Regions from separate parts of the Homo sapiens genome. Here region 1 is linked to region 2. A link is a contact called in ENCODE Hi-C or POLR2A ChIA-PET data. All regions are on one chromosome and are shown on one strand. The core of a region is the stretch at or near the end of the contact, and the rest is flanking DNA. Distances in the headings are between cores, read along the strand shown. Region 1 has its middle 8.6 kb from the start of TNS4. Region 2 has its middle 8.5 kb from the start of MIR6867.

Region 1 (4,472 bases), core at 1,220-3,719, 310 kb after region 2:
TAGCCTGGATGACACAGCGAGACTCCATCTCAAAAAAAAACCCAAAAACATTAGGTACGTGGAACTTTACAAATTATATACATGAGCTATATATACATAAATATATTAGTATTTACATTACAAAAATATATGTACATTATAAAATATGTTATGCTCATTATACGTATATGTGTAAACTATATTATATACATTCTAAAATTTTAAATAAAGATGAAGAAAAAATACATTGAATCTTTTTCAATGATATATTTAAAAGTAATTTTATGGCATCTCATTTAATTAAAACCCTTTTGTTCTCACAATGAGAGCAACGTGATTGAATATGCTTGTTTATTTTTGAAACTCCTGGTTTGTGAAATCTGAAAACACTTTGTGGAACAGTGATTTGAATGTCTCATTCTAAATTCAGTTTATTTCAATATTCAGTTTTAATGGTTGTCACAGCTGAAAAGAAGGCCTCACGAAGATACCTAGATCCAGACGGATGGGGTGCATTGTGGGCTCAGCTCATTAAATCATGACATTAATTTTCAATTTTCAATTTCATCCACCAATTATGCAAAGGTTTTGTTCAAAATTGGCTTGCAAATTTCCATCTTCTCTCATGTCAATCAGTTGTTCTTGCAAAGAAATTGGAATATGTTGCATTATAATACTTTCAGCAAATGGCTTTTAAACCCACTCAAACTCTTCATTTAGAAGATTTTTAAGCAAATTAAACATTTCTTTTTTAGTTCGTTGTTTGAAGGGCAGATATGAAGGATCTTGGGAACACATGAGGTTTTCAGCCACAAAATCATGTAACAATAGGAACACTTTCAAACCTTATTTTCAAATGCTCTGTCATATTCTTTTCCTTCCCCCACAGTTGCTTCCTTGATAACTTGGCTGCACTTCACCTTTATCCTGATGAAAAGAGATTTCATTTTTGGAAATCTCTACTGTAGCACTCAATAGGCAATACTTGTTCTTCCTTTGTGATATGGCAAATGAGGCGATCTTCTACTATTTTCTTGCTGTTTCTTTGCAGAAATCTTTTTAGGCCGTTTATCCTTTTTTTTTTTTTGAAGGAGGGCTAATTTAGTTTGAATCAGGCAGTATAAACTGGGATATGCAGACATCAATATGTCACAATACATTGAAAGTGAGCAACAGAGTGAGAGTATAGCCCTCAAGTTCTCTGCCTGATGGAGTGACTAATTCAGGGGACATAATTGGCCAACAAACAGACTGAGTGAGGGTGCCTAGGTCAATCTGTATGTTAAATATTAGTTGACCTGAATTTATTTATTTATTTATTTTTCTCTCTTTTCTTTTCTTTTTTTTTTTTTTTATTTTGAGACGGAGTCTCGCTCTGTCGCCCAGGCTGGAGTGCAGTGGCGTGATCTCGGCTCACTGCAAGCTCCGCCTCCCGTGTTCACGCCATTCTCCTGCCTCAGCCTCCTGAGTAGCTGGGACTACAGGTGCCCGCCACCACGCCTGGCTAATTTTTTGTATTTTTAATAGAGACGGGGTTTCACCGTGTTAGCCAGGATGGTCTCGATCTCCTGACCTCGTGATCCACCCACCTTGGCCTCCCAAAGTGTTGGGATCACAGGCATGAGCCACTGCACCCTCCCTCTTTCTTACTTTTAGATACAAATACATGTATATGAATTCTAAAATTTTCTTTCCACATTCCGCAGTACTTTTGGAGTATGTATGTGCAACCTCATTGGACTGACAGGTGAGCTGAGGCTTAGTGTGGGGGTTGCCTATGGGCTCCATTGCCAATGGGGTGATAATGCCAGACTGAAACTCAGGTCCTTGCCTTCCACGATCCTCCCTGGACCCTGACAGTGTGGATGTGGAGGTGATGCAGGGTAGCCTGTGCAAGCCCCACCCCTGCATAGGGTCCTGTGGTCCTAAGAATACCTGTCTCCCTGGACTCAGGGCCAGAACCTCAACATCTGCTCTGCTCTGTGCTCTCTGGGGAGCAGCACCGGGTGAGCCCAAGAACAGGTGTGGTTCTGATTAGAATGACCCTTTCTTTTCCCACTCCCTTCCTTCCTCACGTCAGAGCCAGGCCTCTCAGACCAAGTCTAGATCACCGTGACCAGGGGTAAGTTATGTGGGCCTCTCAGAACCAAGGAAGTTGTTCTTGGCTTTGGGACATAATTTGCTGATTTGTACACCTCAGTTAGATCTGAAAAGCAAATCAGCCATCTGTGCCCAGAAACAGATAGGCGGGGGGCTGGGCACTGCCGTCCTTGGGCTTGCCCTCCTGGACCTCTCGCTGTCCTTGGAGGAGGGGAAGTGCAGGGCTGCTCTTGGAGGCATCGGTACCTGTGCAGCAATGACCCAAGCTGCTGGACCGTCTGTCCAGACGCTGGCCAGGAGAAGGGCATCCCCGGCCAGCTCGTGTGCGATCCTGCATGGCCCTAGGCCCAAGGTGAGCTCATGGGATGAGTCAAGCCTCCTGCTGAGCCTGGCAGCTGAGTAAGAGGACATGCTGTGCTCTCACACCTCCCTGGCCCCACCGCGGCATGCCCACCTTTGTCTTCCCTTCTGGGGTTTGGCTTGTTGTCACTGACAACATGGGGCAGCCCTTTTGCACACGGCATCCCTGGAGCCACGTGTTAACTGTGAGTTAATAAATGGGTGTTGTTTTAAGCCACTAAATCTGTGGTCATTTTTTATATAGAAGTAGAAGATGAATACATACCATAAGTCTAAATATTCAAAAGTCATAAGTCAAGCTTACAAACTGTTAATAAAATATGTTCTATCCATCTACCTTGATTTTTTTTTAAAATAATGACTGTGAAGGCCAGGGTCAAAATCATAATTCTCTGACAACTAGGAGTTCTGTGCCAGGAGGTAGCTGCCTGGGGAGGGCTGGCCCCTGGATCCCAGTCCCTCGCTGGTGGTCTGGTCCTTTTACCTTCTCATTCCTGGCTTCATCCTGCACCAGAAGTTGGGGGACAGAAGAGCCTGGAGAAGCCAAATTCTAACCGCTCTCCTTCAAACAGCTATCCCTTGGGCCCAGGGTGTGACTTGCTTTGGGGAAATTAACCTGGAGAAGAGTTTCAGGGCTGTATGGGCAGGAATACCATGGTCCTCCATGGGCAATGCATGGTCTAGAAGGGAGGCTGTGGTTCTGGTGACATCCACTCGGACCCACAGATTCTTCATTCTATGGGGGTGACCAGAGCAGAATTCCTCTATAGCCGGGGACCCAGGCCAAGGGCCTTTCATTTTGTCCTTTTATTGTAGTAAAATATGTATGACATCAAATTCACCATTGTGAATTTAATACATTCACAATGTTGTGCAACCACCACCTCTATTTCGGTCCAGAACATTTTTATAGCCCCAAAAGGAAACTCTATACCTATTAAGCAGTCACTCCCATCTCCCTCTCCTCCAGGCCCTGGCAACCACTAATCTGTATTCTGTCTTTATGGCTTTACCTATTCTGGATAGTTGATATAAATGGAGTCACACACTATGCAGCCTTTTGTGTCTGGCTTTTTTCACTTAGTATAATGACTTCAGGTTCCTCCATGCTGGAGCTCATTTCAGCAGCTCATTCCTTTCTAAGGCAGAATAACATTCCATTGCACGGATAAACCGTATGTCCAGGGGCCTTTCCTGCCAGGATCAAAGATGGTATTGGGCTGGGGCTTGGGAGAGGTCAGCTGGTGACTTTACCTCTTTTTCTTTTTCTCCTCCATGCCTCTTGGGGTTTGTCACTTTAGAATATGCTGCTGAGGCTTGGGGACCCAGGGAGACAGCCTGTCTCACCATGTCCCCTAGTCTTTGCAACCTGATCCTGAATCCTGCCTGGCGGTGGCGACAACATCAGACAGAGCTGGAGCTGGTGTGACCCCATCCCAGGAGGATGCTCCTATTTCGGGGATCCCAGCTGTCTCTGGTCAGGGTGCCTCAGCAGAGTCTAGGAAAAGCCAAAGCCCATCTCTGGTGACAGCTCTGAGGTCCGACAGTGGGGAGAGGTGGTGGGTGGGGGGAAGGAGTTGGGCTTGCTCAACTGCCGTGCCTGTAGGGCGGAGGGAGTCCATCCTGGCACGGGGCACAGCAATCGGACCCAAGCCCAAAGAGATGCTTAGCTCTTCACTTGTGGAGCCTATTTTCCAGAGAAATTTAATTCCACATTGTTTTTTCTCTGCTCTGCAGACGCCTCGGAGTTCTGTGCCAGGAACCGAGCTGAGGAACTCAGCTGAGGAAACCACGGGAATCTCATTTGAAGAGGAATTTGGCCCCTGGAGCCCCCTCCCCACTCACTGGTGGGAGGGTGCCAAGACTTCAGTCGCCGCCGCCACACCAGCAAACCCCAAACCACAGGAATGCAATGGGGTCACCTGGGGACAGAGGGAGATGGATGGACAGCGAGTAGGCAGTGAGCCCTTGGGCCTGCATCGCATGGGGTCTGCTATTTTGTGACAAAAGCACTGGACTTGGTCCCCAGGCCT
Region 2 (4,245 bases), core at 1,028-3,527:
TTTCTACTAAAATACAAAAAAATTAGCTGGGTGTGGTGGCGTGCGCCTGTAATCCCAGCTACTTGGGAGGCTGAGGCAGGGGAATCGCTTGAACCCGGGAGGGAGAGTTTGGAGTGAGCTGAGATTGCGCCACTGCACTCCAGCCCGGCGACAGCGACAGAACAAGACTCAGTCTAAAGAAAAAAAAGGCTGGGCGCGGTGGCTCACGCCTGTAATCCCAGCACTTTGGGAGGCGGAGGCGGGCGGATCACGAGGTCAGGAGATCGAGACCATCCTGGCTACCAGGGTGAAACCCCGTCTCTACTAAAAATACAAAAAAGTAGCCCGGCGTGGTGGTGGGCGCCTGTAGTCCCAGCTACTCCGGAGGCTGAGGCAGGAGAATGGCGTGAAACCGGGAGGGGGACCTTGCAGTGAGCCGAGATGGTGCCACTGCACTCCAGCCTGGACGACAGAGCGAGACTCCATCTCAAAAAAAAAAAAAAATTTAGGCCGGGCACGGTGGCTCACACCTGTAATCCCAGCACTTTGGGAGGCCAACGCGAGTGGATCACCTGAGATTGGGAGTTCAAGGCCAGCCTGACCAAGACGGAGAAACCCTGTCTCTACTAAAAACACAAAATTAACTGGGTATGGTGGCGCATGCCTGTAATCCCAGCTACTAGGGAGGCTGAGGCAGGAGAATCGCTTGAACCTGGGAGGCGGAGGTTGTGGTGAGCTGGGATGGCACCACTGCACTCCAGCCTGGGCAACAGAGCCAGACTCCATCTCAAAAAAAAAAAAAAAAAGTTCAAGAGCAGGCTAAATTAATCTACGGGGATAGAAGTAAAAATAGGCTGGGCACGGTGGCTCATGCCTGTAATCCCAGCACTTTGGGAGGCTGAGGCGGGCGAATCACGAGGACAGGAAATCGAGACCATCCTGGCTAACACGGTGAAACCCCGTCTCTACTAAAAACACAAAAAAAATTAGCCGGGTCTGGTGGCGGGCGCCTGTAGTCCCAGCAACTCGGGAGGCTGAAGCAGGAGAATGACGTGAACCCGGGAGGTGGAGCTTGCAGTGAGCCGAGATCATGCCACTGCACTCCAGCCTGGGCGACAGAACAAGACTCCGTCTCAAAAAAAAAAAAAAAAAAAGAAGTAAAAATAGTGCCTACTCAATAGGGTAGGGGAAAGTATTGACCGTGAAGGGGCATGAAGAAGCCCTGTGGGGCGATAGAAATGTTCCATATCGGCCAGGCGCGGTGGCTCTCGCCTGTAATCCCAGAACTCTGGGAGGTCGAGGTGCGGGAGGCTGAGGCAGGAGAATCACTTGAACCCGGGAGGTGGAGGTTGCAGTGAGCTGAGGTTGCACTGAGCTGAGATCGGGCCACTGCACTCCAGCCTGGGCAACAGAGTGAGGAATAAATAAATAAATAAATAAAAGAAATGTTCCATATCGTGACCTGGGGGTGGGTATACAAGTGTGTCTATCTGGCTTGTTGAGTTGGTCATGTAAAATTTGTTAAGTGTTACCGTAGCTACATTACACCATAAAGCAATTCAGATTCTGACAGTCCACTGTTTTTAATAACAGATTTAAAATAAAAAATTCTCCCTTCCTGGCCAGGCATGGTGGCTCACACCTATAATCCCAGGACTTTGGGAGGCTGAGGCAGGCAGATCACTTGAGGTCAGGAGTTCAAGACCAGCCTAGCCAACATGGTGAAAGCCTGCCTCTACTAAAAATACAAAAATTAGTTGGGTGTGGTGGCGGTCACCTGTAGTCCCAGATACTCGGGAGGCTGAGGCAGGAGAATCAGTTGAACCCAGGAGGCGGAGGTTGCAGTGAGCCGAGATCCCAACACTGCACTCCAGCCTGGGTGACAGAGCGAGACTCTGTCTCAAAAAATAAATAAATAAGGTGTCTTCATGAGGTGTGCTGCGTGCAGTGAAGAATTTAGGCAGTGCCCTTTGAATCCACTAGGTGTCACCACCAAGATTGTTTTCTCAACCTGCCTGGGGATGAGGGAGGAGGCTACATAACCCAGAGGAGGATAGTGCCTTTCTTGGGGTAATCTTGAATCCTTCTGAGAGGGTCTATCCCCAGATATAAGTCATATTTGACCGGAAGAACTTGTTTCTTCAGTCTCTCCCTATGAGCTCTTTCATCTTTAGCGTTTAAACCCTTTTAAGTCTCCATTTTTAAAAACACTTTCCTTCTGTAGTCCTAGTGGGAGGATCGCTTAAGCCTAGAAGTTTGAGGCTGCAGTGAGCTATGATCACACCACTGCACGCCAGCCTGGGAAACAGACCAAGAACATGTCTCAAAAATAAATAGGCCGTGTGCAGTGGCTCACGCCTGTAATCCCAGCACTTTGGGAGGCTGAGGCAGGAGGATTGCTTGAGCTCAGGAGTTTGAGACCAGCCTGGGCAACATAGTGAGACCCTTACCTCTACTAAAAAAAAAAAAAAAAAAGCCAGGTGTAGTGGCATATGCCTGTAATCCCAGCTACTCGGAAGGCTGAGGCATGAGAATTGCTTGAACCCAGGAGGTGGAGGTTGCAGTGTGTGGAGATTGAGCCATTGCACTCCAGCCTAGGTGACAAAGTGAGACTGTCTAAAAAAAAAAAAAAAGAATCCTAATATTTGGGGAAAAAAAGAAAAAACATTATGTTTAAATGTGTTGTGTAATATTTCAATCATACAAAAAGTTTAAAGACTAATATAATGAGCACTTGAGTCTCCACCTCCCAGCTTAGGAAATGAAAACTTGGCCGGGTGCCGTGGCTCACTTCTGTAATCCCAGCACTTTGGGAGGCCGAGGTGGGCAGATCATGAGGTCAGGAGATCGAGACCATCCTGGCTAATACAGTGAAACCCCGTCTCTACTAAAAACACAAAAAAATTAGCCAGGTGTGTAGTCCCAGCTACTCGGGAGGCTGAGGCAGGAGAATCACTTGAACCTGGGAGGCGGAGGTTGCAGCGAGCTAAGCTCGTGCTACTGTACTCCAGCCTGGGCAACAGAGAGAGACTCCGTCTGAAAAAAAAAAAAAGAAAAGAAAAAAAGAAAAAGAAATGAAACCCTACCCTCCAGCTGAACCTGGTACCTGTCCCCAGTTGCATCCTCTTTCTTTCTTTCCAGAGACAACCACCCTCATAAGTATGGTATTGTGACACAAAGTAGCAAACCTAAGTAGCCACTTTTGTTAATTCTGCTTGCCAGCAGAATTTCACCAATTCCCTTGGCAGCAGAATTTCACAAAGCCCCTGAGTCAGTGTGAGCACAGTCCCCAGCCCAGAAGAATGCCCTGAAAATGATAAGCAGGATAGGGCACAGCTTCCTGTGTCTCTTGCCAAAGTCACTGCAATTTCCGAAAAGATAAGTTCAGTGATCCTGGCCTTTGCTTCTTCCTGTACGTAAAACAATGTGACGAATTAATGATTATGCCTCTGTAATCTATAACCAGATGTATCTTCGCACCCATACTTTGATGAGATTTTGCTCTAATGTAACTTCTCAGCATATATTTAATATAACTTCTGAGCACATACAGAACCGCCACCACCTGTGTATTCACTACTCCGGAGCAGTCTAACTGAATCTCTCTGAAAGTCTCCTCCCAGGTTGGGCGCAATGGCTCATGCCTGTAATCCCAACACTTTGAAGGCTGAAGCAGGTGGATCACCTGAGATCAGGAGTTTGAGACCAGCCTGGCCAACATGGTGAAACGTCATCTCTATTAAAAATACAAAAAAAAAAAAAATGGCCGGGCGTGGTGGCTCACGCCTGTAATCCCAGCACTTTGGGAGGCCTGAGGCGGGCGGATCACAAGGTCAAGAGATTGAGACCATCTTGGCCAACATGGTGAAACTCCATCTCTACTAAAAATAGAAAAATTAGCAGGGCGTGGTGGCGCATGCCTGTAATCCCAGCTACTCGGGAGGCTGAGGCAGGAGAATCACTTGAAGCAGGGAGTCGGAGGTTGCAGTGAGCTGAGATCGTGCCACTGCACTCCAGCCTGGCAGCAGAACGAGACTCCGTCTCAAAAAGAAAAAAAAAATAGCTGGGCGTGGTGATGGGAGCCTGTAATCCCAGCTACTTGGGAGGCTGAGGCAGGAGAATCGCTTTAACCTGGGAGGCGGAGGTTGCAGTGAGCCAAGGTCATGCCATTGCACTCCAGCCTGGGCAACAAGAGCGAGACTCTGTCTCAAAAAAAAAAGAAAGAAAGAAAGAAAGTCTCCTCCCAGATTGCAATCCTCAGTGAAA

What was found. A loop is a pair of places that touch in the nucleus more often than their neighbours do. ChIA-PET counts read pairs that join two places held with the same protein, here RNA polymerase II (POLR2A). Pooled maps may share reads with other maps.
Region 1: a loop to region 2 is called in a pooled map of gastrocnemius medialis, with 2.0 times the contacts of the local background. The contact joins two enhancer-like sites. A Hi-C loop is called at or near these places in 1 of 37 single-sample maps with no recorded cell type and 4 of 50 pooled maps. POLR2A ChIA-PET finds 5 or more read pairs at or near these places in 2 of 52 experiments (H1 and WTC11).

The regions. Positions count from the first base shown.
Region 1 is chr17:40,507,967-40,512,438 of GRCh38, forward strand. No RefSeq gene overlaps it. Among named protein-coding and RNA genes, the nearest start is that of TNS4, 8.6 kb to the left of the region's middle. Within about 2 kb of position 2,470, at least 8 of the 41 ENCODE cell types and tissues checked have a DNase peak (open chromatin) inside an H3K27ac peak, as active enhancers do.
Region 2 is chr17:40,200,019-40,204,263 of GRCh38, forward strand. No RefSeq gene overlaps it. Among named protein-coding and RNA genes, the nearest start is that of MIR6867, 8.5 kb to the left of the region's middle. Within about 2 kb of position 2,278, at least 3 of the 41 ENCODE cell types and tissues checked have a DNase peak (open chromatin) inside an H3K27ac peak, as active enhancers do.